Linked DNA regions of Homo sapiens: region 1 is linked to region 2. A link is a loop called in an ENCODE intact Hi-C map of the cell type or tissue named here. Cell type or tissue: IMR-90. All regions are shown on one strand. Each heading gives the region's core, and the rest is flanking DNA. Links, peaks and the distances in the headings are about the cores only. Region 1 overlaps TENT4B (terminal nucleotidyltransferase 4B). Region 2 overlaps ADCY7 (adenylate cyclase 7).

Region 1 (15,921 bases), core at 7,724-10,223, 91 kb after region 2:
AATTTTATCTGGATATACCCTTCGACCTCAAAATTTTGCTTTTGGGAATCTTTCTACAAACATTTTGCATGTGTAAAGCAAGATGCATGTATGGAAGTATATTCATCAATCCCTTTTTCTAATAGCAAAAGAAAACTGGAACAATACTGAAGAACTGCTAAATCAAGCAGTCACAGCCTTATAAAAGACTACTGCCTGTGTAACCAACAAAAAGAATAAAGCAAGCCTGTATGTGCTAATATGGAAGAAACCTCCAAAACATTAAGTTTTTATGAAGTTATAAGACAATGTGTGTATAATGTGCTACTCCTTTTGCTTATAATTTTAAAGAACATAAAAAAGCAACGCAAAAAACAATAATTGGCAATGAGAAATTCTGTAAAAATGATCTAAGTATCTATGGTGTAAGGGTGACTCACTTTACACTGTCTCTTTATACTGATGAATGTTATCATGCATATGAATTTCAATTTTTAAAAGTTTTTTCCAGAAAAAGAAAATATTAGACAGACACACACACACACACCCCCAATATAGTGCGATTATGGATAATCTTTCTTTTATTTTTCTGCTTTTCTGTCTTCCATACATTTATGCAAGATGATAATGCTTGTAACATCAAGTAGTTAACATTTTTTTCTTAAAAAACAAAAAAGAAGAAATAGAAACTTTAGAGCTGCTACAGAAAAAAAAAATTGTGAATATTCTAACAGAAGCCAAAGGAGTTAATGGCTTAGGTTAGAGGTGAGAAAGCTGACAACTACCTAAGTATGTAAAATGTTCCACAGATGATGGTGACAAATTATTCTCTATCTTGGAAGAAAACAGAATAGAAATAAACTTAAATAATTTCAAAACAGAAGTAAGGAAGCCTGTAGGAAACACCTTAAAGGTAATTTAGGGATTGAAATCTAGAAAAGGCTCTTAAAACTCTTAACCTATTTCCTGTTTAGGAAAAAAAAAAGTACAGCTGGGCACGGTGGCTCACGCCTGTAATCCGGGCACTTTGGGAGGCCGAGGTAGGCGGATCACAAGGTCAGGAGTTCGAGACCAGCCTGGCCAATATGGTGAAACCCCATCTCTAATAAAAATACAAAAATTAGCCAGGCATGGTGGCAGGTGCCTGGTACTCGTCCCAGGCACGAGTCCCAGGTACTCATGAGACTGAGGCAGAAGAATTGCTTGAACCCGGGAGGCGGAGGTGGCAGTGAACCAAGATCGTGCCACTGCACTCCAGCCCGGGTGACAGAGAGAGACTCTGCCTCGAAAAAAGAAAAAAAAAAAGTGCAGCTCACTGCCCGCACAGTATTCTTGGGGCATATGGGAAATGGGTTAAAGGAAAGGTTCTTAATCTGAACTCCTGAAGGTTAAAAACAGATGGAATCAACTGTGTAGTAGAATTCCATCTCTTCTGTCTCTACAAGGAAGGATCTAGAGCAGACAATTTCTTCAAAAGCTTTCTCAACTTTTAATTCTTACTTGAGGTCACATTATAAGTTAATCACTGATCATTACAAGCAGATTCAAAGAAAGCAAAACCGTTGCATACAAAAGTAAGGTGCAGGCTGAGCATGGTGGCTCATGCCTGTAATCCCAGTGCTTTGGGAGGCTAAGGCCAGGAGTTAAGAGACCAGCCTGGCCAACACAGCGAGACCCCAACACTAAAAAAAAAAAAAAAATACAAAAAATAGCCAGGTGTAGTGGCTCACGTCTGTAGTCCCAGCTACTTGGGAGGCTGAGGTGAGATGACCACTTGAACCCAGGAGTTTGAGGCTGCAGCGGGCCATGATCCAGCCACTGCACTCCAGCCTAGGTGACAGAGTGAGACCCTAGCTCTATTTAAAAGAGAGAGAGAGAGACAGCAACATGCATATAAAAATATTAGAACACCACCACAACAGAATCTTAAAATTACGTTTCTAATAGTTTTGTTGTATAAACGCTAAATTCTCTGACCTTGGTAAAATCTTTGATGAGGTCAGCTGCTCTCACGCCATTCTGTACATTAAAGCTGATATCAACTTTCACTTCAGTAAAAGAATCTGTTAATTTAATAATAGGTACCTATAAAGAGAAGAAAGGTAAAATGTAAATGCTTTAACCAGATTAAATGATAAAATCAGGGGATGGAAGCCTACTAGACATGAGGTCTCCATCATCTCATGAGAGCATAAGAACACTGAGTATTCTAAATATGGCACACCCCAGTAAACCTGGTCTGCTACAAATACTATATGCTGCATATTTAGCACTGGGTCCCATACAGTATATTACAGTATAATTTCTATCAACCGAGAATTTTGTTTGGTGTCCAATTTTTTATTATTTATTTTTATTGTTTATATTTAAGGTGTACATGTTTTGATATACTTATCTTGATATACATACTGAAGTGATTACTACAGTTAAATAAATTAATATGCCCATCATCTCATTTATTAGTTGACATATAGTTATAATGATAATTTTAAAATGAACAAAAACCTTCCTCAATAATTTGGAGAACACTTTCTGAGTATAAGATGAAGAACTAGGAATGCCAGGTATTAAATGTTTTGTATCATCAAACTGTTTCTAATAAGAAAATTGCTGGATTCTTAAGGTGTACACTACAACCCACTTGCATTACTGGTCAGTTTTGCAAATAGCCCAAAAAACAACCTGACAAGATAAAATATAAAAATTATTCTAAAAAGCTGACAGGATTATTTACATGAGCTATCAGCAGTTCTTTTCAAAAAATGGCCTAACTTGGGCAACACAGGGAGACCCTATCTCTACAAAAAAAAATTTTTTAAATAAGCAGGGCGTGGTAGGGTGCGCCTTAGTCCCAGATACACATAAGGCTGAGGTGGGAGGATCACTTGAGTCCAGGAGTTAGAGACCAGCCTGGGCAACATAGTGAGACTGTATCTCTCTAAAAAAAATGAATAAAACAAACAAAAATCTCTACAGTGAGTACTGTGTATAATAAAATTGCATATTTTGCTGCTGTGAAAAGAAATGCAGACCAGGTGCAGTGGCTCACGCCTGTAATCCCAGCATTTTGGGAGGCAGAGGTGGGTGGATCACTTGAGCCCAGGAGTTGGAGATCAGTCTGGGTAACACGGTGAAACCCCGTCTCTACAAAAAATACAACAAAATTAGCCAGGCATGGCAGGTTGTGTTTGTAGTACAGCTCCCCAAGAGGCTGAGGTAGAAGGATCACTTGAGCCGAGGAGGCACAGGTTGTAGTGAGCCGAGATTGTATGGTCACACTCCAGTGTGGACAACCAGAAAACTTTTTATGTGCAAGCACGGTGACATTAACAAAATGAAAGAATCACTCACTTGCAATGCAACTGTGCTCACCAAACTTTAATTTTAATTCAAGTTTCATAGGTAAATAACTAAGGATTTTAATATGAAATGCTGCAGAACTTACAGTTGCTTTGTCTAAAACTTTCACCGAATCCTCATCTGCGACTTTGTGTTTCCGAAGAGCTTCTTCCAGAGTCCAGAGGGGTAGGTTCTCCCACTTCCCAAACACCACTAGGTCGATGTCACTGAACACAGAATACATATACAAGAGGGTCGGAAGAAGTTGGAAACTTGTTTTAACTGACACTCATGCTTATAGACTTCATTAGTACAATTAAAACCTATTTCCCACCCTGGCCAACGAAGACTAAATGTGTTGGTGATAATGGTTTTGTGGAGAAGGGAAATAGTAGTTGTTGATTTTAACAAACTCCTCCTCTCAGTCATTTCACAGAATTCAGGCCTCAGGAAATAGGGTGATTTTGAAAGAAGTAAAACCTCAAAGAAAAAAAAACAAAAAGCACTTCATGTATTTTCTTTAATAAACGCTTGTGGTACTAGACATAATGATTTTCCTATCCGGATGAGATTAATTGCAACTCAGAAATATTATGAAGTGCTTTAAGCTGGATGCAGAACAGGTATCCAGCATGCTACCATTTGTGTTAATATACACACATGTCCTTTTATATGCACAGATATCTCTGAAAGGATATGTGAGAAACTGGTAAAAGCGGCTGTTCCAAGGAGAACCAGGGGGCAGAGGTGGGACTGAGACTTTTCCCTGTATTGATTTTTGTGCCTTTTCCAAATGTGAACTATGTGAATGTACTACCTATTCATAAAATTTAATTAAATTTTTTAAGAAAGGTGATTTTTCATGTTTTACTGATGCTGACAACCTAAATAAGAAATATTAACTCGAAGTTGAGTATTTTATGACTTTTGCAGGCCAAGGGCATCTATGAGAAGAACGGAAATTGCCAGGGTCCATCCACTTCAGCACACTTTAAGTTGGGGTAAAGTATACCAAATCAAGCTCAAATGGAAAAACATGATGCTGACTTTATTCTGGAGAGATTAAAATTTAAGGTAATAATAATAATAACCATGATGGAATGTTCAAACAATTTCAATTCTTAGAGAGCAAGTATTCACCCTTTGGAGAAACATTATCATTTCCCAAAAGAGAGCCTCCAAGGCTGTGCGTCACAAGAGGTCTCATTTGAGAAGACTGAAACTGAACAACAGTCCTGAAAGGCCAAGATCTTTCTCAGAGAAGAGATCTGTACCCTGAATTTCTGGATCAGGATGCTGGAGCCATAACTAGTAGAATGAGTTCTTAATTTGAAAGCGAGGGTGAGTGTAAGAGTGAGTGAGCAAGACAGCGGGAACTCACATTCAAGAGGATATATAATCAGACATTTTATCATGATACTACATTAACATCTGTGTCAGTGGGTTAAGTTATGGGACTGAGCAATACTCTGCCAGGCAGTCAATTTCTAAAATTAGTAACTAATTGATTCCATTGCAACATGATCCCTTTTCCATCTCTCTGTACCATCTATGTCTTGGTAAGATGATGTGAAGTGATATTCTACTTCAAGGTAAATCAAATTAAATGCTGGTAAATCCTTTATTTATTTACTTACTTATTTTTTGAGACAGAGTCTTGCTCTGTCGCCCAGGCTGGAGTGCAGTGGCGCGATCTCGGCTCACTGCAACCTTCACCTCCCGGGTTCAAGCAATTCTCCTGCCTCAGCCTCCTGAGTAGCTGGGATTACAGGTGCGCACTGCTACGCCTGGCTAATTCTTGTATTTCTAGTAGAGATGGGGTTTTACCATGTTGGCCAGGCTGGTCTTGAACTCCTGACCTCAAATGATCCACCCTCCTTGGCCTCCCGAAGTGCTAGGATTACAGGCATGAGCCACCATGCCCAGCCCCATTTTGTTTTATAAATTTGTTTTGTTTCTACTCCTTACAAATTTGACAGCCAAAATGAATACACTCTAAGAAAAGTCCTTTGAAAGATTCATGAGTGTACTAACCTAGTAGGTAAATAAAGTCCAGTTTTAAAACTTCCAAATATCTGGACCTGAAACAGAAAAAGAAGTTGTTATTATATTGAGTTATCAGAAGTTGTTATCATATTGAGTCACCAAGATATGGAGAAATGTCAGTTTTTGCTACCCTCTACTGGTACTTTTTGGTATGACAAGAGCATTTTTTTCTAACCCCAAGCTTCATGAAGCGGGGATTCTGTTTCACAAGCAGACATTCTGAATATAATTTAAACTTATCTGGTTCAATATGAAACACATAGACCAAAATACAGTTGTCCCTTGGTATCGGCAGGAGATTGGTTCCAGTCCCACCATGCCAAAATCTGAAGATGCTTGAGTCCCTGCTATAAAATGGTAGAGTATTTGCATGCAACCTATGCTAGTCCTCCCATGTACTTTACATCATCTTTAGATTACTTATAATACCTATAATACCAAGTATGATGTAAATGCTACCTAAATAGTTGTTATACTGTATTTTTAAAATAATTTGTATTGTTTTTATTGGTACATTGTTATTTTTATAGTTTTTTCTGAATATTTTCAATCCATTGTTGGTTTAATATGGAGGTGTGGTACCTGTGGATACAGAAAGCCAACCACAGGAAACTTTCAGAAGCAGTTCAGATCACTAATGTTCCCTCATTATCCAGAGACACAATCACAAATCCTTCATTTTTGTTCTCTAAGCAGGAGTCTTCGAATAGATTACTAAATTGGGATCAGACTACTTTAACTGTAGGGCAAGTGAGGGCCTTTAGGTCAATTCCACAAAGAACATCAGGTAACATCATGCTGTGGCATAAAACTGGGATGCATTCCATCTCAACCCATGGAGAACGGTGGAACTCAGGCAGAAATATGTATGCAGGTAATTGTAATAAAAAAAGGATAGGCCGGGCACAGTGGCTCACGCCTGTAATCCCAGCACTTTGGGAGGCCAAGGCAGGTGGGTCACCTGATGTCAGGAGTTCAAGACCAGCCTGGCCAACATGATGAAATCCCACCTCTACTAAAATTACAAAAATCAGCCAGGTGTGGTGACGGGCGCCTGAACCCCAGCTACTTGGGAGGCTGAGACAGGAAAATTTCTTGAACCTGGGAGGCAAAGGCTGCAGTGAGCTGAGATCATGTCACTGCACTCCAGCCTGGGCGACAGAGCGAGACTCCATCTCGGGGGAAAAAAATGATAAACAGTGAAACCAGTTCAACCTCTGAGGCGAGATGGACCTGGGAACCTAACCACAAGCTCATGTTCCTCATCTGTAGGTAGACAGATGATGGCTGCCTGGCTGGCTGGAGAGAAAGAGATAGATAGATAATCAACCTCCACCTAAGAAAGATAAGGGTTAAGTTAGATCACGGCTTCTCAACATTGGCATTTGGGGGTGGATAATTCTTTGTTGTAAGGGCCTATACTGTTCATCATAGAATGGCTGATGGCATCCATGGCCTCTACCCACTAGGTACTAGCAGTGCGTACCCAGTCAGGACAATCAAATATGTCTCGGACATTGCCAAATGCCCCCTGGAGAACAAAATAGCCACTAGCTGAGAACCACTGATTTGGATCACATAGGAGAAAGAATGCGATGTATGGTCATTGCTCATAAAACATTAGTACCCTTGCCTTTTCCCTTTACCTACAGTGTCATATACATACTGTCATATACTTGCAAGTTTTACATACAATGAAACTTCTTTGTTTTGCCAATTGGAAAAAAACCTTCCCTAGCTTCCCACCACCACCCAGGACAGTGCCTGAAGAAAAGCTACAAACACAAAGTAATGGATTTTATTAGTATTATTTTGTGTACTTCTTTGCATACACAAAATTGTAGAACAGGCCCTCAAAGTGCCCTAAAAAGTGACGTATTAACTTAGTACCAGTAACAGGCCAAGTGTGGTGGCTCACACCTGTAATCCTAGCACTTTGGGAGGCCAAGGCGGGCACATTGCTTGAACCCAGGAGTTCAAGACCAACCTGGGCAACATAGTGAGACTCAGTCTCTACAAAAAAATACAAAAATTAGCTAAGTGTGGTGGCGTGCACCTGCAGTCCCAGCTACTCGGGATGCTGAGGTGGATCACCTGAGCCCAGGAAATCGAGGCTGCAGTAAGTCGTGATCGCACTATTGCACTCCAGCCTCAGCAACAGAGTGAGACCCCATCTCAAAAACAAAAAACAAAAGACTTAGTACCAGTAACAAAAACGACAAATAAGCCAAGAAGAAATCCTGAGTAATCATTTTGTTCACTGACTGGGAGCTGTCTAAAAGGCAATTAGCTGGTCTGAGAGAGATGAAAAATGGCAATTTCAGGAAAGAAATAAGAAAAGACTTATGCGTGCATTAGCCAAAGGAAATGAACTTCAAGTGACAAAAGTTCTTACTTGACATTTTCATTTAGCTGTAAACAATTATATAATGTTTACCCTGGCAGGCTGGAACTAAGTAGTAATGAGGTTTTGATATATCATATCCAATAACAGACCACTACAACAATGAGGTTTGATTTGTCTTTCTTCTCTTTACACTAATAATTTCTAAGGATAGCTTGCCTTTAGTAGTTGCTATTAGCACTACAAAAAAAAAATAGTTGTTAGTCATCCAATCCAATGAAAATAGTTAGGAAGCCTCAATTCTAAAGACTGCAGAAAATTGTTTGCCTTTAAAATTTAATTAGACCACAACTCTACAGAGCACTTCTACTTGCATGTGAGGACTAGCATGAGATACCAGCAGATAGGCTTCTAGCCCGTGGACAAGGACTGTCCGAAGCATAAGCTACCCAGGAAGGGACTCACGTCAGCGCTGGGCCAGAGCTCCTTAATTACACTCTCGATCCTGTTCACCACCTCCATCCGCATCTTCTCCTCCTCAGGTCTTGGAGACATGTATTCATAAAAATCACTGATTTCTTCATGCAGACTGAAGAAAAAAACAGAAAAGTTAATATGAACAGGGCCAATCTAATGAGAAATCACTATCTTAAATAATCTTATCTAATTAAGTCTTATAATTCAGCTGATGACTACCTTAATTTTAATGTTATAACTCAAGATAAGCTAAAATGGGAATGTACAGAATTTAATCAAAAAACCCAAAATAATTAAATAATGAGAAATTTCCTGTGCAAAACACTTGCTGGGGTGCTGGTGATTTAAATAAAATAAAACAAGCATACGGGCTGGCCTCTGCCTTTCCACTTCTGATCTAATAGACACAAGATACTGAACCCAGGTGACACAGGCAAGTTTCCTGGCAGTAGGGACTGACCCTCTTATCTCTTGGGGATCCATTCCTCACAGTAGCAAACAGTACATCTTTCATAATGTTTGCTCAGTGAATTAAGTGTCAAATGAACAAATCAGGCAGTGAACAACAGCAAAGTCTTGAAAAGAATGGCTGGCAAAGGCTCCATGAAGGAGCTGAAGACTTCCAGAGCCTGCGAGGTACAGGGCAATCAGCCAGCTACAAGGGCTGTGGCAGGCAGAGTGGGAGAAGCATCTGTAGAGGAAAGCAGGCCCCAGCAGAGGGCAGGCTCTGAATGACTGGCTAAGAGGTTCAAGCTTTCCCCCTGTGGCAACAGATAGCTATTTAAATGTTTCTGAGAGGGACCAAAAGAGACTGACTTCAAAAATGCAGCATTTTAAGAAGATTAAACTGGCAACTATGGAAACAATGGACCAGCAAAGAGACTAGACTGGATGCAGGGAAAAGTCATGAATCACTGAGTTGCAAAAGGATTGGATGAAGGCCTAGAGGCTGGTGGAAGGAAAGGAATGGGCTCCAGAAACAAAAGACACACACATACCCACACCCTGCGGATAGGCGCAGCGCCTGACTATCATGGTGGTGGGGGGCTAAGGATGCCTTCAAGGGCTGAAGCCTGAGGGACTGGGGGAAAACTACTGGTCTGGAAGAAAGGACAAACTCACTGGGCTGAGCAATGACTTGAACATAGTCAGGACGGGGGACAGAGAGAAAAGCAGCATTCCTTTCTAAGTTGGTGAGGCTGTGAAGAGCTATGGCTGGGAAGGGAAAGTGAAGTGGTCAGCTCACCTTCCCTAGAGCACTGACCACCCACGAGGACTGAGCCACAGAGGTAAGCACAGGGACTCTACCAACTGGGATAGACCAGAAGGCTCGGAGCAACAGGTGCAAAGTGCCTTAGGGGAAGGAGGGGCAGGGGGTTTGGCCTGGGGCACAGCAGTGGTAAGGAAGGGCAGCCACAGCTTAACAGAGCCTTGAAGGAGGAGCATGTCTGCAACTGCATGGCAACTTCAGGGTCCAGAGCAGGAAGCTCGAAAAACTGGCAGGCCAAAAATTGTTTTAGGGAAGGAAAAAAAAGTGTCTACATCCCAATCCCCAAAGACTATAACTTTTGCTACAAGAAACCTTAGAAAGTGAAAATGTGACTGATTAAGCAATCCATAGTTCCTCCTTCTGATTTTTTATTTTTAGCCTAAGAGTCAAAAACCTTGAGTTCTAGACTCAGGTTCTGCCTGAGGGCAGCTGTGTTCCCTCTGACAGGTGACTGGCACTCTCAGGCTTCAGTGTGTCAGGTACAGCACACAGCTGGTAAGCAGGAGCCTTTTCAGGCCTTCAGTTTCAAAACCTGGGCCTTTCGTAGAGGATGATTTACAACAGCGTTCGGCCTGTTTGCTATGCAATATGTCATAAAACGTGGATCTTAAAACTCCAGAGAGGTCTGTAGGTGAATCCAGAAGATATCCCAGTGGGGACGTTTTCCTTGCTATGCCTCTGGGTACCTCAGGACCTTCAACTTCCGTTTCGAAGTTTTGTTTTGATTTGAGTTTCCCAGGTTTGATTATGTTCTCTAAGGTTATCTAAACCCTTCTGCTTCTTGAAGACAGCAGCTGAATGGGAATAGCTGTTAGGAAGCTTATGCTTTGCTGTGCTCTTCTGCACAGGTTGGCTGGCAAAGATGAGGGCCATGAATAAACGACAGAACAAATGGACTGCTTCTTATCTCATTGCGTAGTCTGCTGTGAGTGATCGGAGTTTATTTGTAGTTCTAAAGCAGATCCATAGAAAAACTGCATTTTAACCAATGGGGGGGAAAAATCTCCTAAATGTGACTGCATCTACTCTCAAGGCCCCCTTACGAATTTTCTAATTCAAATAAAGGCAAAAAATATTTAGCACAACTGCCAGTCAATCTGAAGTCATAAGAAACTTATTAAGAATTCATTCTCTGGCCAGGCGCAGTGGCTCACGCCTGTAATCCCAGCACTTTGGGAGGCTGAGGCAGGCAGATCGCCTGAGGCCAGGAGTTGGAGACCATCTGGCCAACACGCAAAACCCCATCTCTACTAAAAATATAAAAATTAGCTGGGTGTGGTGGCGCATGCCTGTAATTCCAGCTCCTCGGGAGGATGAGGCACAAAAATCACTTCAACTTGGGAGGTGGAGGCTGCAGTGAGCTGACACCGTGCCACTGCAATCCAGCCTGGGCAATGGAGTGAGACTTTGTCTCAAAAAAAAAAAAGACAATTCATTCTCTAAACACTACCAAGTGCCTATGTTCAAGGCACTAGGAGAAAACTGGCTCATAAAACATGATCCTTGCCCTGGGTCACTTCCATCTAACAATGAAAAGGAACACTTATTTAAAGCAGTTTTGTAGTGTGTGCAATGCATATGTTCTGTACTATTCTGCCACAGGCAGCTTCCAGATGAATGATTCAGAGCTTTCCAATGATCACAGCTGCCCAGGATGGACTGGGTCACCTTGTAGGTTAGTAAGGTTCCTGTTACTACCAGCATAAAGAAACCAGATGACCATGAGGCAAACAAAGGTCCAATAAAAGGGCTTTCTGAGCTTGGTAAAAAGTTGGAAAAGATTCTAAAATTCACTTTCAGTGCTGCAATTCTAGGGTTCTAACTAGCACATTAATTTGGGGGGAATTATTATAGATTTATAAGACAGGCTCTGAAGACTACCCTCAACAATCAATAGCCCATGGCACCACCTTCCTATTTTAGAAAAAATGGTTCCACAGGTTATTGTATTTTGATTGATGCATATTTGCCACACTGGAAGGAGAAAAGAGGAATACAGAAAAAGAGGAGGGCTATTATTAAAGCAAAGCCACACTTGCAAAGTCAGAAGAGGAAATCCAATCTCGGGTCTGCCAGGCTCAGTTTCTCATCCACACCAGGCACAAGCATCACCATCTCACCTATATGTAACTAGCTACGTGTGAAATACTCAGAGAACAACCAGATAAAATATCTTGGAATACTGAGGAAATAAACTTCAAGTACAGATTTTAAAATAATTCTAACAGGCTCTATCCTCAGGACTGAGTAATTTTACTGGCACAGTGCCTTGCATATTCAGGCACTTAAAATACCCTGACGAGCTGGAAGTCCGTTTGTAGAGTGTGCACTGTAAGTCTGGCTCTCATTTGAGTGGCAGAGTGGACCACCTGAGGAATTTTGTAGGCTTGCTTTCACATGGTAATATAATTTTATGCCTCTGAAAGCATCCAAGTACACAGAGAAAACTTCAGTTTCTCCCATGTTTGGATCAAAATTTAATATGATTTATGAGTAGGTATTGCTGGATGACACATGCCCATTGTTACAGTTTCTCATATGAAATTATAAAATACATCATACTGAACTAAGAATGATGAAAAAAAGTATAGAATACAACTCTTCCGTGATCTGAACCTGTATGTACCCAAAATACAGTGCCCTCTCTAGGATATCAATGTTTTTATGTTAAAAGGAAAAGTGGCTCGGGCACAGTGGCTCACGCCTGTAACCCTAGCATTTTGTGAGGCTGAGGCGGGTGGATCGCTTGAGTCCAGGAGTTCGAGACCAGCCTGGATGACATAGTGAAACCCCATCTCTACAAAAATACAAAAAAATTAGCCAGGCGTGATGGTGCACGCCTGTAATCCCAGCTACTCAAGAGGCTAAGGTGGGAGAATCGCTTGAGCCCGGAAGACAAAACTTGCAGTGGGCTGAGATTGTGCCTCTGTTCTCCAGCCTGGGCAACAGAGCAAGACTCCGTCTCAAAAAAATAAAAAAATTTTTAAAAAAGGAAAAGTGAACAAGATCCCTGTTCACAAAAGAAAAGTCATATAAAAGCAGTATGATAAAATGAGCACCACTATACAACGGGAAAGGATGCCAAAAAAAAAAAAAGAGAGAGCAAGAGAAACAAAATTAATTTGCTGGGGTAAAATTTACATTAAAATCTCAAAATTAATAACAGAACATTTAATATGACAAGGAGGTGTCCAAAAAACAGATTCCATATTTAAAAAATAAAACTCACAGGTAATTTAGGTTAAAAAAAAAAAACAAACTTCTGTTCTGAGGAAAGATCTGCTACAGAAAAGGAATCCAGCCTATCAAAATTATGTGAATTTTATAATGCTTGTCATGGGGTGGGAGGTTCAAGATCTTTGGCTGGAAAAGGAAGAACCATTTCGCATCCTTCAGCTGGACCACCCTGGGCACACTGTGAGTTGCTTAGTAGCTTCTGCATTCTCAAAACCAAAGGCAAGGTGGAAAGCTCCCTTGTGCCTTCTAGGCCAAGGGAGGCAGATGACCCACGGCCAGCCCCTCTGCTCAGCACCGTCCCCTGCGGCTCATCCATGTTTCTGTTCAGGGATGACACTGCTTCCCAAGAGATACCTGCCCAGACACAGCATGTCTGAGCCCACCTCCACATCAAGGTCCAGCTTTCCCAGTTCCATAACTGAAGTCAGACCTGTTTTATTACCAAATTCATCCCTTACATGAAGGAACTGACAAAGTTCTATTCGATAACTGTCAATAACAGGACATCCCTCCACCAAAACAAACTGTCAATAACAGGACATGCCCCCACCAAAAAAAAAAAAAAAAAAAAAATACATACATATATATTTATCTCTTAAGGTTCATGATATCCAATTTTGAAACAATATATTGAAAAGGCATTCATATGCATGTGGGGAAGTATAAATTACTACAATCTCTCCTGAGGTCATTCTACTAACAAACGATAATGTTTACACAAATAATTTTTAAAATTTCCCTTCTTTCCATCCTCCAGAAATATTTTCATGAGGGAACAAGGATATCTGTATAAGGATGCTCACCACAGGATTAATTAGGATACTAAAAAATTTAGAAATGATATCAATGTCCATCAACAGGATCCAATTAAATAACAACAGAAGCACCCATAAAGCACTTTCCCTTTATAGCCAATAACCTCTTAAAAAAATAAAGCTATATAAGCTGATAAAGATGTCAAATATGTTAAATTGGAAAGAAAAAGCATAAAAAATGTGTTCAGCAGAATCTCTTTTGTGTGCGTTAGACATGTGCAGGGGCAGAAGCAGTGGCTCACACCTGTAATCCCAGCACTTTGGGAGGCTGAGGCGGGTAGATCACTTGATGTCAGGAGTTTCAGACCAGCCTGGCCAACATGGCGAAACCCCATCTCTACTAAAAATACAAAAATTAGCTGGGTGTGGTGGCAGGCGCCTGTAATTCCAGCTACTCGGGAGGCTGAGGCATGAGAATCACTTGAACCCAGGAGGCAGAGATCACAGCAAGCTGAGATCATGCCACTGCACTCCAGCCTGGATAACAGAGCAAGACTCTGTCTCAAAAAAAAAAAAAAAAAAAAAAAAAAAAAAAAAAAAAAAAAAAAAAAAAAGACATGTAAACACATACACACAGAGGCAGACACACAAAATGTTCCTATTTGCATTGCAAGTTTTCTGGAAGGAGAACTGTTAACAGATATTACCTTAGGGACAGGGACTTTTGCCCAGTGGAGGGCACAGGCAGGAGAGTTAGGAAGACTTTAACTTATTTTTGTATCTTTCTGTACTATTATAATTTTTTTTAAAAAATCAGCATGTATTTGTCCACTTTTGAAACAGAGATTATTGTCTGCTTGATGAGATTATAGTCCAGGAGATTTGTTGTCACCTTTATATTTTCCCATGTGAAAAATATGGTTGTGAGTATGCATGTTCCACCCACTAACCAGCCCTCTGCCCGCCCCACACAGAACAGGGTCTATATACGATACTGTTAACAGTGATCACATCCGAAGAGGGACTGGGGGGGTCATTTTAAGAAAAATGCATACATGTTAATTACCACTGTATATTTTTAAAACAAGAACTTCATCATAAAAAAATTCATTAAAGAAAACACAAAGCAGAAACACTTAAATTACTCTAATAATCTAGCCTTGCAGACACACTTCGAAAGAGGGTGATATGGGCCGGCTGTGGAAGGAGCTCAGTGGTCAGCCTGTGGGCAATACTGACAGCTGGGGACACAGAAGACCTCCAAACCCAGGAATGCAGTGACAGCACACACCAGTACATTTTGCAAAGTTTCTGCATGCCCAGTGCAGTGTGTGTGGTGAGTTTCTGCTAGTGTCTGGCCCATCCTTTCTGGGATTATTTATATACTCAAACGCGTTGCAAGGCAAATTTCTGGAAGAATACACAAAAACTGCTAGCAGGACTTTCCTCTGGGGTGGAATAGAGGTCTGAATTTGCATGATTTTGTACTGTTTGATTTTCTTCAAGCCTGCCTAGACACCAAGAGAAGCGAGTGACTCAAGGCCCTGGGGTGATGGCAGGGCAATCTGGGTGACATCTTCAGGAGACTGCAGATGGATCTTTACCAAGAAACTCATGCACACATCCAGCCTCCTCCTATACTTGCAGCTACCAGCTAGACATCCCTACAAAGATGTCACCTCGAACTAAACAAGTCCAAAACACAACTGCTTGTCATTCTCTTAAACCTATTCCTACTCCTGTGTTTTCTTCCCTGAGTTACTGTTTCCTTGAGTGGAAACTTCAGTCTTCCTTGGTTCACCTTTCTTCATCTACGGAGCCAAGAGGTTTCCAAATCCTTGTTCCCAAAACCAAAAAACAAAACACTTCCAAATCAGACCCTGCCCCTCCACCTTCCCTGACCGTGCTCTGAGTTCAAGTCTTTTTCTCTCTCAGTAGAACACTATGGCAGCCTCCAAACTGGTCTCCCTACTATGAGCCTCTCCCTTTTCCAGGCCATTGCTGCATGATTACTGAAGTCCCCTTCCTTAGCCTATCTGTGTCACTTCCAACCTCCTTATGGTAACACTGCCTACCTTTCTAGCCTCACTCCCAAGAGCTTCCGAGCCCTCTTCTACGACAGCCCCACAGAACTGGACCAGGGCACGCCTTGCTTTTTCAAGAATCACCTTCTCACTCAGCTCAAATATTAGCTCCTCTGTAAAATTCCCAGAGGCAGAATGACTTCAGAGCCTCCTGGGGGCTCCTGGAGCATGGCAGACCAGGCCTACCCGTGGCAGAGCAGTCAGGCTTACAGGCCTCCCTATTCAGACTCAACTCTTCCTGCTTCGGGCTCTGTGTGCCCAGATGCAGGACTCAACACAGAGAAGCACCTCCTTAGGGAGGGACCTTCTGTTCACAGGGGGACATCTACCCACCCCAATGTCCACAGAGTCTCAAAAGGGACATGATGTTCCTTAAAATGAGCTCCGAAC
Region 2 (13,171 bases), core at 6,788-9,287:
CAGGGGGAGGGGCCGGGACCAACATTTTCAGCCTCCCCAGGTGACCCTGAGGGAGGTGGTCACAGGAACACATTCCAAAAACCCAGGGTCCGGGGCAGAGAGGTGAGGGAGAGGCCCTAGCCCAGGATGCGGGGTCTGGGAGAGAGGTGGACAAGTGTCCCGCAGGCTGCTTTCTGCAGCACTGAGCCTCTGAGCCCCAGCAGAGGAGCAAGGGTTCATCCCTGAGAGGGGAAACTGAGTCTCAGAAGGGCCGTGAAGAATGAATGGGATGTCAGGATGTGGTGGCTCAAGGCATCACATCCTCCTGGAGCTGGCCACACAAGCTCTCTGGGCCCCCAAAGTCCGCATTTGAGAACCCAAAGGTGAGGAGCCCTGAGTGTACAAAGGGGAACCCCCCACATCCACCTGCTGAGCTCGGGGGAGAGGACAACCAGAGGCAGCTTTTAAGGCCACATTGTAGGCGTCCCAAATCTGGAGGTCTCCCTCTACCCCGGAGGCCTGCCTCCCCACCACGGGACCCACCAGGTTGATGATGGCCACAGTGAGCAGGCTGCCGATGGTCAGGACGGCCAGGGTCAGCCTCAGCAGGGGCTGTGTCTCCACCCTCTCAGAGATAGTGCAGAGCGTCCCCCGAGCTGGGCAGCACCTCTGTGGGGTAACAGGGTCAAGTCACCCAGAGCCAACAGCCTGGGCAAGGAGGGCTGGTCGCTGGCAGCCTGGGGAGGGGTATCCTCGGGAGAAGCCTCCAGGGCACTCAGGAAATTGTCCCCGAGGCAGGAGAGATGGGCACCCAACCTTGACCAGAGCAGGGGCTCAGCCCAGCCAAGCTCACCAGGGAGGGCTCCTAGGCAGGTGTCCTGAGGCAGGGAGGGAGGGCCCGCGGGGCCAGAGCTCCCCACTTACCGAGAACTTGGTGGCAAAGCACAGGCCCAGCACCAGCCCCAGTACACAGGCCACCAGCCCGAAGGACACACCCAGTGCCGCCGTCCTGGAGAGGAGGGAAGAACCTCAGTTCTGCCTAGGGCCTTCTGCCCAGGACCACCGCCCCCACCAATCCTCTGGCTCACAGCCACCTGTCCCCACCCTACCTGGTATTCTGCCCACAGCAAAGGGGACCTGTGAAAACTGTGGCCCAGCTGCCCCATGGGCAATACACAGGGCCCAGCTAGATTATGAAGATTGAGGTCAAGACCATATCACTCTTTTTGGTCCAAGTGTATAAGAAATGAGCAATGTCTCTGCAGCCTTTAGACTCAGAAAAAACTGTAAAAACGCATTCCCTATTACATCTTTCTTCGTTTTTTTTTTTTTTTTTTTTTGAGATGGAGTCTCACTCTGTCACCCAGGCTGGAGTGCAGTGGCATGATCTCGGCTCACTGCAACCTCCGCCTCCCAGGTTCACACCATTCTCCTGCCTCAGCCTCCCGAGTAGCTGGGATTACAGGCGCCAGCCACCACGCCCAGCTAATTTTTGTATTTTTGGTAGAGACGGGGTTTCACCATGTTGGCCAGGCTGGTCTCAAACCCCTGACCTCGAGTGATTCGCCCCGCAGCCTCCCAAAGTGCTGGGATTACAGGCGTGAGTCACCACGCACAGCCTCCCTATTATGTCTTTAGTAAGCATAGCCAAAACCACAATCCTGGTCGATGCTTCGGCCTAACTGCTCTTCTAGAAAGCACCAAGTAGCTGACCTTAGATCCCCCTTCCCTCTGACTTCACCCTCATCCCTATACCCCACCAGCAGGGCCCTAGAGCCAGAAGCATGAATCTCAGTGAGTTTTGGATAAATCATTAATCCTCTGTGCCCCAATTTCCCTATATATAAGAGAAAAAGGATGGCGCCTACAGTTTTCAGAGTCTATCCTCCTAGCACTCCAAACACCTAAGGCAAGGGCTGTCAACCAAAATGCATGCAGGCCACACATATGACAGGTGGCTGAGGAGAGAGACGTTAGGGAGTAGGGAGGCCTGTGGCAGAAAACACACATTCTATTAAAAAGAAGTGTTGGTAACTCAAGGTGTGCTGCCACAGCCCCTGGTCCAGTTGCTAGGACCCCAGCAGCCGACCCCTTCCAGCCCAAATCACACAGCTCCTTGCAGGTTCATAGTCACCTTCCAGCCTGGATCCCAGCAGGCCGGACCCCCACACCCCTCCCTGCAACTGACCTGGGCATGAGCAGGACATGGACGAGCAGGATGCAGACGAAGATCAGGCTGGCGCAGGCAAAGTCGTGGCGGGCCCGGGGGATGGGTGCCAGGCGGTACTGGGGGCAGCAGGGACTGTGAGGGGTGGCCACCAGCAGTGCCACTTGCCCACCCTGCCTCCAGTGAATCAGCTTTAAAAAAAACACCTCCCTGCTGGGACAGTGGCTCACGCTTGTAATCCCAGCACTTTGGGAGCCGAGGAAGGAGGTTCACTTGAGCCCAGTAGTTTGAGACCAGCCTGGGCAACATAGTGAGTCCCCATCTCTATTTTTAAAATAATTAAAACCTTCCCACCCTCCTTCAGTTCCAGGTGATGTTACACTTGGTAAGTTTCGCCTGTTTCCATTCTCAGCTTTTTCCTGTTTGAAGACAATGCCTTCCCCTGCCCTACACCACCCGTCTCTCTCTTTCCAAGGTCCCTGCAGAGCTCATGGCCCCAAGTACATGGACAGGAGCCAAGTCTGAGCTTCCGGGGCTGTCCTCACCTCAAACCAAGAAGCTGGCAGGTAGGGAGACCATCCCGCCCCCCACCCCCACTCCCACCCAGGCACCATCGCAGGATCACAGCCCCAGAAGGGTTCCTGCTGCAGGGAAGGAAAGCAGGCTCGGCGGCCCTGGCCACACTGGCCACACCCTGCCAGGTCACTTGGCCAGCAGGTTTCCTCGTGACCTCACCTAGGAAGCCCCCAACTCAGGGAGCCACACCTGAAGCTGGGGACAGGCTCTGAAGCCTCTGAGAGCCAGTTTCCTCTCTGTGAAGTGGTATAGCAGCACCCCTGGGCTGGCCGTTGTGACGGTTAAATTATATAATGTGGGTGCCGAGGATGCTGCCAGAACCCAGAAGGCGCTCAGTAAAGAAATGGTCGTTATCAGTACAAAAAGCTCATAGCAGCAAGACAGGACACTGATAACTGAGCTTTGGGTTCTCGTCTCATTGCAAGGCCGGTGCCATCAGCCTGAGGCATCCATGCCAGGATCTGCTAAGGCTTTGGCACTGGACGGAGCAAAAGTCTTGCAGACCCATGGAGGCAAATCTCTGATGGTGCATTTGGGTCATGGAATGAAGCCGACAGGAGAGAGCCAGGCTGGTGCTGCACTGGCCCCGCCCCTGCCCCCCGCCCAGGAGCAGCTGTGGATTCTCAGTGCCCCTCCCCTAGCCGGTCTTGGGAACGCAGGCTGCCCCATGACCTGCGTCCCCCACCCTACCCCAGGCCTGGAGACCCCGTCCCTCTGCGGAGGAGGCTGCTGGGGGCCCTCACCTCGCGCTCAAAGCCCTTCTCCAGGAAGATGGACCCAAAGGTGTAGAAGTCATCGGACTTGGAGCAGCAGGGCCTGTGGGCGGGGGCAGCTGCGGTGAGATGGGGGCTGGGAAGGGGTCCATTCCCTCAGGAGGTGGCAGCAGGCAGGGGGAAGGAACAAGGCTGGGCCACCAGGCATGGGGTATGAGATGGGCCTGCCCATATAGGGGACCCCTATCCGAGGGGGAGAGGAGAGGGGGGTGGACAGAGGTCTCAGACCTCACCTCGTGGAGCTGAGCCCCTCAATGGCTGACAGCATCTCGTCATCGTACGAGTCATCCTCCGACCGCCCCTTGGGGGACATGCTTCTGGAATCAGATACCCACAACTGCATCAGCACAGCGACCACCTCCAACTCTCCCAGAGGAGGGTGTGGACGTAGACACCAGTGGGGTCCCAGAACCTCAGGTGGGATGGTGAAGGAATGGGTGGGTCCCACTGAGGCCCAGAGAGGGCGAGTGAGGACCCAGCATGGCCCAGCATGGCCCAGCTGGCCAGCAGCCAAGCCAGAGGCAGAGGGCAGACCCGAGCCCCAGTCTAAGGCATCTTCGGCTACACCCCCGGGATTGGCATGGGGACCAGGACACCCACAGTCATCTCCTTCCCTTCCACCGACTCCACTGACCCCGCCAGGGCACCATACAACAGGTGCTCCATCATGTGGCCATGCAGAAGGGCCAGGGGCCAGGAAACTCTGGTTCCTAGAAATGCTTTGACCCAAGCCCTGGCCAACTTCACAGAGGTCCTGGGCTGGGCCTTGCGGAGCTGCCCACTGGACAGAGGCTGCTCAGGGCAGCCTGCTTGGAGGAGGTGGCTGCAGCAGGACTTGGCCAGGAGGGCAGGGCACGCACCTGTCTGGGGTCCGGCGGTGGCGCTGGGGAACGCTCTGAAAGGGAAGGGAGGAAAGGATACAGTCATTCCCCAGAACACTGGGCCCTGAAGGCCACTGCTGGGCCAGGTTCAGCCCCTCCGGCACTTGATACACAGGACAAGGTGTCGGGGTCGTCCAAGCCACAGACATCCTGACTATAGCTGAGCGTGGTCCAGGCATCAAGGAGGACAGGGATGTTCCTGGCCATCCCGGAGTATTCTCCAAATGTCTTTGCTTCCTCTCCAGCCCCAGGAGGTGGGGCAGAGGCTGTGGCCATTTTACAGATGGGGACAGTGAGGCTGAGAGGGCAGGAGATCTTCAGCACTCACTCTCCTGCTCCTGGCTTGGGGCCCCAATCCCTGGCTTTCTGGGTGGGAGGGGGACCTACCTTAGGCCTCCGCCCGTTGGGGACGTGGGTCTCACCACTGCTCACGCTCTCACGGTGGTTGAGATGTGCAAAGGGCCGTGCCGCCCCCCAGGACTCGAGGTACCGGGTCATGCGCACTGACGCCCGCATCTTCAGGGCCGCGTCCCCCTTGGGCCTGGGGAGGTGTTGGCTGGGCGGGGGTGGCTGCTGGCTCTGCGGGCAGACATGGACATGGGCCTGTGCCACCTCCTCCCCTCTCGGCCCAGGAAGGGGCCGCCATCCCCATCCAGCTCTCCCTGAAGTGTGACGCCGCCCTGAGCCCGTGAAAAAATAAACAGCAAAGAAGTTGCTCAACCCGCAGTCCCCTTGGAGAGCGGCTGCCCTTGGGGACTAGCCAGCCAAAGCCTGGTGCACTCTGAGGCCAGGCCATATGGGGTCCCAGCTCGGTGCCCTGGCCTTTCCCCAGGCCGAGAAGAGGCTAGCAAGTACCCACCACTGTACCCAACCCCATACCCTGCTCTGCCTCCCCAGGGAGAGAGGCAGGGCTTGGGTCCCAAGCCCGAGGCCCCACTGCCCTTGAGGCTCCTTGGAACCAGAGAGTCCCTGGGGCCTGAGCACCCATCAGCTCCTCCCCAGGAGGCGCCTGGGAAAGCCACAGGCATCCTACCCTGCCCTCCCACGTGTGGCCGGCACGCATTCGCTCCTTCCTGTGAGAAGCAGCCAGGAGGAAGAGGGGTGCTAGCCGCCCCGAGAAATGGCCAAGCCAGAGGCCAGCCAACCCCCAGGGCAGCGATCCAGGGAGTTCCACTTGTGTGGCCCCCAACCGCAGATGGCACAGGGCCATGACCTGCCACGTGCCTGCGAGACCCAGCCTCATGCTGGACACTCAGTAGTTCAGCCAGGCCCTGAATGCACGGCCAGCCCTACCCGCCCCCACTCATGCCACAGACCTGAGACCCCCACCCCGATCCAAGAACACATGCCTGAGGCCTTCGCCAGTTGGGGTGGCCAGACAGGACTGGAAAAGGGACAGGGAAGAGAAAGACCCACAAGGCCACCAGAGATGAGCTTAAGCGGGCTCCAGGTCTGCTGAGTCTCTCCTTAGCCCCTGAAACATTCCTCTGCCTCCGGAAGTCCTGTCTCCTAGGGCCCCACAAACACCCCATGGACAAGCCTCCACAGCTACAAGCACTCGATAAGCCACAGCGCAACTTTCCTGGAAACCTCTCACCTCCTTTTGGGATAGAAACATTTTTAAGCCCTTAGCTGCATCTATCTGCCTAGCCACGGGAGCCACGTGGAATTCAGCCTCGGTGAGTGTCCCAGAGCAGGAAGAGCGCGCTGGCCCTGTGGTGAGCAACCTGGTGGGGGTGGATGCGTTTCTCTGTCCCCTCCTCCATTGTGACAACTCTGCCTACACAGCACCTAGCCACTCAAGTTCAAGGTCACTGGCACTTAGCAGAGAATCCAGACACCCCAGCCCCCTGAGAAACAAATAAAAAGCAGAAACAAAAATCAGATTCCTCAGTTCTGAGCAAACACATGCCTACTCGGAATGGGCATGGCATTGGTATGAGCCCCACGGGGGCAGCTGCAGCCACCATCCAGTCCACAGGAGCCCACCTTGCCCCAGCCAGGCCACACAGCAATGGCGTAAGGCAGAGCCCATAGAAGCCAGTGCAGAAAATCCACCTCCATGTCAAAAACAGGAGCTACAGACGAGCACCCTGCACACAGGAGGGATGTCCCCAAGGTAGGAAAAATGCAGGGTGCGCGACCATGGGGCCCGCCACTGCCACCTTAGCAAGAAGGGTGGGGGGACTCGCAGTTCACTCGGTGTCCGTGAAAATCCCTGTGGAGGGAATACAAGAAACTCACTGCACAGGTCCCCTCTGAGATGTGCCGGCTGGGGACAAGGAGTCTTTCTACAACACGCCCTTCACACCTTTTGAACTTTCAACTGCGTGGATAAATGAAGTTAAACAAAAAAGAGGGTGGGGTAGGGTGGGGTGGGGGGAAGGTGGGGCCGCCAAATAAATACAACTGTCCAGTTGAGTACTGCGTGCAACACTTATGCGAAACATGATTTACAGTTATCTGAAATTCAAGTCGGCCCAGGCAGCCTGCAGTTTTCCCTGCTCAACCTGGCAGCCTGCGGGGGTGGATTTTGGAGCCTCCTGGGTGAGGAGCTCTGCTTCACTCATTCAAGGGCTATCTGAGCACTAGCTTCGAGCCGGGCATCCATCTCAGCACGGGGTGGGGGGCTGCAGCCTGGAGAGGAGGAGCCCCCCGGCATGGCACTCATGCTGACAACAGACAAGGAAAATGGATAAACAAGCAAGGGCATTAGGGACGGAGGGAGGAGTGTTTTGAGTGCAGGGACCTGCGGGTGCCACCACCCTGGTAGTGGAAGGGCAGGAGGAGACCAGGTGGGGTGAGGGGGACAGGAGAGCAGGGGAAGGGGCTTGGAGGGGCGGGGCCAGGGCCGGGGTACAGGGCGAGGATCAGGGCCCTATTCTAGGAGGGTGGTGGAATGGGACACAGGTACCGGCAGGGGTTTTCCCAGATGCTGGCTCAGTATGGATGGTGCAGCACTGGGGGTGCTGGGGGCAGAGTGAGGCCAGCAGATGTGTAGGGAGGCTCACAGGCCAGCCCTTGGTCCCCCAGGGTCTGGCAGTCGGGCCAGCCCCAAGGCATAGCGAGGACCAGAGTGAAAGGAGCCACTCGCTGGCTGGGCCGACATTCTTGAGCAAGCCTCATGGATGATTCACAGAGAAGTGGCCAGACGTGCCGGACTCCCTGAAGCAGGCCAGGGTCGGGCAGCAGACAGGCCAAGGCGGGCCCCACCTGGCCAGGGCAGTGGAACTGCCTCCTCCACCGTGGGGTCCTGGAGCCACCAGGGGACCTGCAGTCAGCACCCAGGACACTCAGAGGCTCCTGCCCAGTGGCTCCCAGGCCACTCCCTGCTTTCCTGAGTTTCATCCAAAGCTTGTTTTGAAAGTGTGTCTCTCGGAAATCTGGGAGATTAATAACCACCTCATGGAAAATAAACCAAGAGTGACGAGAATACATAGAATGCTGTGACGTGCCAGGCGCACTGTGAAGGCCTCGCTCGGATTAGCTCCTTCTGGTGAGGCAGGCGCTGTTTTCCCATCACATAGAAAAGAATGGAGGCCCAGGGAGTGGCTACTCGGTGCCTAGAATGTGCCTGGGAACAGGGAGCTCACTCCTGCCCAGGCAGGGCCCTTCCCCACCTCTCCCTCCACATGGGGGTTTCCTCCAAGGTGCGGGCCAGGCTCTCCAGGGCCCCTCCAGTCCCTCCGGGTCCCCCCCAGCTGCGGCCTCTGAGCCCTCGTACCCGGGGGTCGATGACCAGGTAGGTGCGGATGTTCATCTCCTTGAGGTAGGGGTCCCGCTGCTGCCCGTGCCCATCCTCCACCTCGTACGCCTTGTCCAGGTGCTTTAGCGTGGCCTCCGTGATGTGCACCCGGCTACGGGAGACCCAAGTCAGGCAGAGCCTTGGGGCCCAGAGAGGGCTGGCATCCACCCAGGGATGCACAGCAGGCAGGCCTGGGCCCCAGGCCAGCTTTTCTACATTCATCTCTCCCTCCACACCTGACCCCCACCCCCAACCGCAGAACCCTCCATCCACAGCCAGCCCCAGGCCTCTGTCCCTGCGGCTACCCAGCCCAGCCTCACCCGGGTACTCCGGCTGCCTCCATCCGGTTGGCCAGGGACACGTCGTGGGACCACACGTCATACTGCCACTTGCGCAGCCCGATGACCCCGCACAGCACATTCCCCGAGTGTATGCCCACACGCATGTTGATGTCCACGCCCGTGGCCTCCCGCACCTGCCTGGGGCAGAGTGGCCCAGTCACCCCAGCCCTGCCTAAGCCCTGGGACAGGCTGAAGCTCCCAGGTGTGGGGTGGGTACAGGGCAGCATGTGGGAACAGGGCAGGCGCTCAGCCCACGGGAGAGAATGTTCTCAGCCTGATGGGGCTGCCTCTTCAGGAAGAGCTGAGTGCCCCATCCCCAGGAGCATACAAGTAGGTGTGGCCACAGCTGACCTCAAGGACTAGGTAGGAGGGAGGAGGAATTCCAACTAGTCACTACAGCCCATGTTGATGGACCTAAAATACCATCACTGGGTGTTTTCCCTGCCCAGCAGCACCGGCTGGGTTTTAAAAGTTTACTGGGGGCCGGGCGTGGTGGCTCATGCCTGTAATCCCAGCACTGTGGGAGGCTGAGGCAGGCAGATCACCTGAGGTCAGGAGTTTTGAGACCACCCTGGCCAATATGGCAAAACCCTGACTCTACTAAAAATATAAAAATTAGCCGGGCATGGTAGCAGGCGCCTGTAGTCCCAGCTACTTGGGAGGCTGAGACAGGAGAATCGCTTGAACCCAGGAGGCAGAGGTTGTGGTGAACCGAGATACGCTCTGGGCAACACAGCGAGACTCCATCTCAAATAAATAAATAAATAAATAAAGTTTACTGGCGTCTACAGAGGGGGTCCAGGAACCACCCAAAACCTAGCATAGACAAGGAACACAGGGGCCCAGACCATGGGCACCTTCTATGCCCCCCCAATCCCTGGGAAGCAGGGGCCCTGGGAGTTGTTAGCACCACTGAGCACAGGAGCAGAGCCCCACGGGAGAGCTTCCTTGGGGCACAGGGGACGCCCAAGACAGGAACAGAGCCTGAGTCCCCATGACAAGCGGCACCACGTGTCCACCAACAAGGCTGGGCACTGACCAAGCCTTCCAGGGTCGGAACCAGAGGTGCACGAGGGCCTGTACAACCTCCGCCTGTTACAGGGCAGGGGCCAGCCTGAGGTCACACAGGCAGTGGTGCAGGCCAGGCCCCTCCAGCTCTGCCCAGGCTTCTTTCTGGCAACACCAGCCACCTATGGCAGGACTTCAGGAGAAGGACAGGCTGGAACACGGCCTGATATCCAGGACGGGCAGCCCCACCGGGCCCTGCTCTGCCCCACACTGGTCAGCCTGGCTGGGCCTGCCTGGCCCTCTCCCCATACAGCCCTCTCGGCAAATTCCTCCCACAGACCCCAGCTGCTCAGAGCCACAGGGGACCTAGAGGGGAGCGGGGGGTCTCCCCGCAGCCTCAGGACCAAGCCTGACTCCAGGATCTTCACTGGGGAGCAGGAAGCAGATGGAGCCTTGGAGTCGACCCCTGGGTCGGAAAGGTCCCCCGGCTGCCTACCCTGAAGCCTCCTGCTGTTGCTAAGACCCCATCCTTGAGGGGAGCGGAGCCCACCGCCCTGACCTCACATCACCCAGCTCTGAGCTCCGGAGATGCTTTCTGGGACTCAGAGTCACAGGCAGCACCACAGGGAGGGACGCAAACAGATGAAGTCTGAATCCTCCAGCAGGCTGGGTGGTCCAGGCAAGCTGCTTTCACCCCCAACCCCCCGAGCCTCAGTTTCCCCATCTGTGACATGAGAATGACACATCCCCTACCATGCCCAGGAGGGTCCGCCACAGGGCAGGACCCAGGGCCTGGGCCCGCCCAGGACCTACTTGATGGCCTGGCACATGTCCAGCCCCATCTTCACGCAGTTCCGGGCGTGGGTAGGCAGCGACACGGGCAGGCCCGATACACAGTAGTAGCAGTCGCCGAGGATCTTGATTCGCATGCACTCGTTGGCCTGCAGGGTGAGGGAAGGGCCTGGTCACTGGAAGATGTGGGGCTGGGACCTCTCACGACAGCCGCCTCCCCCCACCCTCCAGGGTGCACCCGGCTCTCTCCTGGCTGGGGGCTTGCCTCCTGGGGTCCAGTCACCAGGAGCCACTTCTGGGCCTGGCAAAAGGCTTAGCGACATGGGGGCCTCCCCAGGAGGAACCCCCAGGCAAGCACCAGAGGTGAACACGAGTGTTCCTAAGGGCCTCGGGGAGGGGTCTGCCTTGGTTTCATTTGCCCAGGTAATGTTTGAGTGCCTACTGAGTACCCGGCCCCAGGCCAGGCAAGGGGACACAGCAGTGAACAAAATAGATGCAAATCTCTGCAGCCACGGAGCTTGCACGTAGGCAGGAGGGGTGGGCACTAAACTAGAAAGACAAAAACAAAACAGTGTGCCCAGCTGTGATGGGGGCTAAGGAGAAAACCAAGGCACAGGAGGGAAGTGATGTTCCCAGGAGGCCAGCGAAGACCTCTCAGAGTTGGAATCAGAAACATTTGAGCTAAGACCCCGAGGAACCGAGAGAGCCGGCCATGCCAGTCTCTGCAGGAAGAGTACTCAAGGACTCACAGGAGCCCTGGGGCCACAAAGCTGGGGAAGAGACTGCGAGGTAGCCAGGAGGCTGCAGGAGTGGGGGGTGAGGACAGAGGTCACAGGTGTACACACCAAGGGATCAGCAGGTTTCAAGGTCACCCAAGCAGTGGCTGTGCTGACAGGGCTTAGGGGTGGGGAGGAAAGATATCAATGCAGAGAGGAAAGAGGGAATGGGGAGGGCAGAGTAGGAGAGCGGCGAGGGTGGGGACTCATAGGAAAAGGCCCAGGGAGAGAAGGGGACCCCCGAGAGCCCTCTGAGGTTCATCTGAGGCACTGCTGCGTCACCAGACCCTCCTTAAGCCCTCAGCAAGGGTGGCCACATGCACCGAGGCCTCATGGGTGGGGCTTTAGGGGAGCTGAAGAAGGAGCGCCATCTGCCTCTGCTCTCCCCTCCCCACCCTCTACCCCACTCAGCTGACCCTCGGACTGGACGCCCCAGCAGGTGGCCCTGTGCTCTGGCTTCTGGCCAGGAGGGAGCTAAGAGGGCTCTGTCCTGCAGGCTCACGAGGGCTAGGCCTGCTCCTGGAACACCATCTGTCTCCAGGACTCGAGCCTATCCTGTCCTCGTCCCTACTCTGTGCCCATCAGCCATCACAGACCCAGGCCCCAGACACAGCACCAGCCCTGCCTCCAGGTCCCCTGCACCTGCCCAGCCTGGGAACCATCCCTGGCCTGTGCCCTCCGCCAATTACTCAGTTTCAGCGTGTGCCAGATGTTTCCTGCTGGGCCCCATCTGGCACATGCTGAGTGAGTTCTGAGTGACTGCAAGGACAAGAGGACAGTGGCTTTCCTAGAAAGCAGGCAATCTTGGCAGACCTGGATACTAGGCTCCAGCTACCCTGATCTCCTCTCGGACCAGGCACAGGACTGCCCATGGACCCAGCCCAGCTCTCGGGGATGTAGGAGAGGCCACATTCCCCCGGCTGCTCCACCGGCTGACAGTCCCCTGTGTCTCTGACACTTGGAGTTGGGGAGCTGGGTCTTGTGCGGAGGTGTGACTTGTATGCCTCTGAGAGAGGAGGCCCTGGCTCTTGGAAAGAGCTTACACTTCTGGAATCTGATTGTTGATAGGAGAAAAGGCTGGGACCAGCCCTGCCCAACTCTGCCCAGAGATTAGATGCTCTGACTGGGAAGCTGGCACCTGCCATGGCCTCCCTTTCCCCATCTGTGCAATAGGGCCACGCCTCCTGGGCCTGCTGGAGAGGGAAGACTGTGTCCAAGGGCAAGGGACCCTCTGTGTGGGCTTTATGGTAAGGAAAGGGCCAGCTGTGGCCCGAGCCCAGGGCCCCTGCCTCACATGAGGCCCAACCTCTGGGGCTCCCAGCTGCTGGTTCAGAAGCCATGCAGATCCTGAAGGAAGGTTCCAGGCTAGACAGGCCCTCTGAGTCACTCAGTCCACAATCCCCAGGATGGGACAGTTTTCCAGAGCATCCCTGACCAGTGCAATCCTGTAGAAGCTTGGTTACCCCCTGCAACAGGGAGCCCACTTCCAGTCCCTCCTGGGATTGAGTAGCTCTGATCATGAAAAATTCTTCCCAGTGTGAAGTCATAACTTGCCTCCCATCAAGTTCTAGACCATTGATTCTCTGCCCACAGAGACACCTGCGGGGCTCTTACAAATTCTGGCCAGGCGCAGTGGCTCACACCTGTAATCCCAGCACTTTGAGAGGTCGAGGCAGGCGGATCACAAGGTCAGGAAATCAAGACCATCCTGGCTAACATGGTGAAACCCCGTCTCTACTAAAAATACAAAAAATTAGCCAGGCGTGGTGGCAGGCGCCTGTAGTCCCAGCTACTCAGGAGGGTGAGGCAGAATGGTGTGAACCCGGGAGGCGGAGCTTGCAGTGAGCAGAGATCACACCACTGCACTCCAGCCTGGGCAACAGAGCAAGACTCCGTCTCAAAAAAAAAAAAAAAATTCTGATGGGGCAGGGCATGATGGTGCATGCCTGTAATCCTAGCACTTTGGGAGGCTGAGGTGGGTGGATCACTTGAGCGTAGGAATTCAAGACCAGCCTAGACAATGTAGCAAAACCCCATCTCCACAAAATACAAAAAAATTAGCCTGGGGTTGTGGTGCACACCTGTAGTCACAGCTGCTCGGGAGGCTGAAGTGGGAGGACGCCTGAGCCCAGG

What was found. A loop is a pair of places that touch in the nucleus more often than their neighbours do. Peaks named below come from ENCODE experiments on the same cell type or tissue, not always from the same donor. Only the 100,000 strongest peaks of a DNase experiment are listed, where the experiment ranks them.
Region 1: it touches region 2 in a loop (2.6-fold over the local background); 3 of 110 quality-filtered maps call a loop at or near these places.

Annotation. Positions count from the first base shown.
Region 1 is chr16:50,203,699-50,219,619 of GRCh38, reverse strand. It overlaps TENT4B (terminal nucleotidyltransferase 4B), which reads right to left. Exons shown (of 12, transcript NM_001365324.3): 2 at 8,174-8,297; 3 at 5,353-5,399; 4 at 3,425-3,545; 5 at 1,957-2,064. Among named protein-coding and RNA genes, the nearest start is that of ADCY7, 55 kb to the left of the region's middle. RefSeq lists silencers at 8,748-9,042, 10,888-11,182 and an enhancer at 9,559-9,618. In IMR-90, for the core only: a CTCF peak has its summit at 8,902 (motif pointing right); a DNase peak (open chromatin) is centred at 8,969.
Region 2 is chr16:50,296,144-50,309,314 of GRCh38, reverse strand. It overlaps ADCY7 (adenylate cyclase 7), which reads right to left. Exons shown (of 26, transcript NM_001114.5): 8 at 10,284-10,411; 9 at 8,442-8,600; 10 at 8,101-8,233; 11 at 4,764-4,955; 12 at 4,356-4,390; 13 at 3,729-3,812; 14 at 3,466-3,538; 15 at 2,168-2,265; 16 at 904-988; 17 at 523-648. Among named protein-coding and RNA genes, the nearest start is that of MIR6771, 10 kb to the right of the region's middle. In IMR-90, for the core only: no CTCF peak of the experiment used is centred there; DNase peaks (open chromatin) are centred at 7,504 and 7,814; H3K27ac peaks cover 1,372 bases.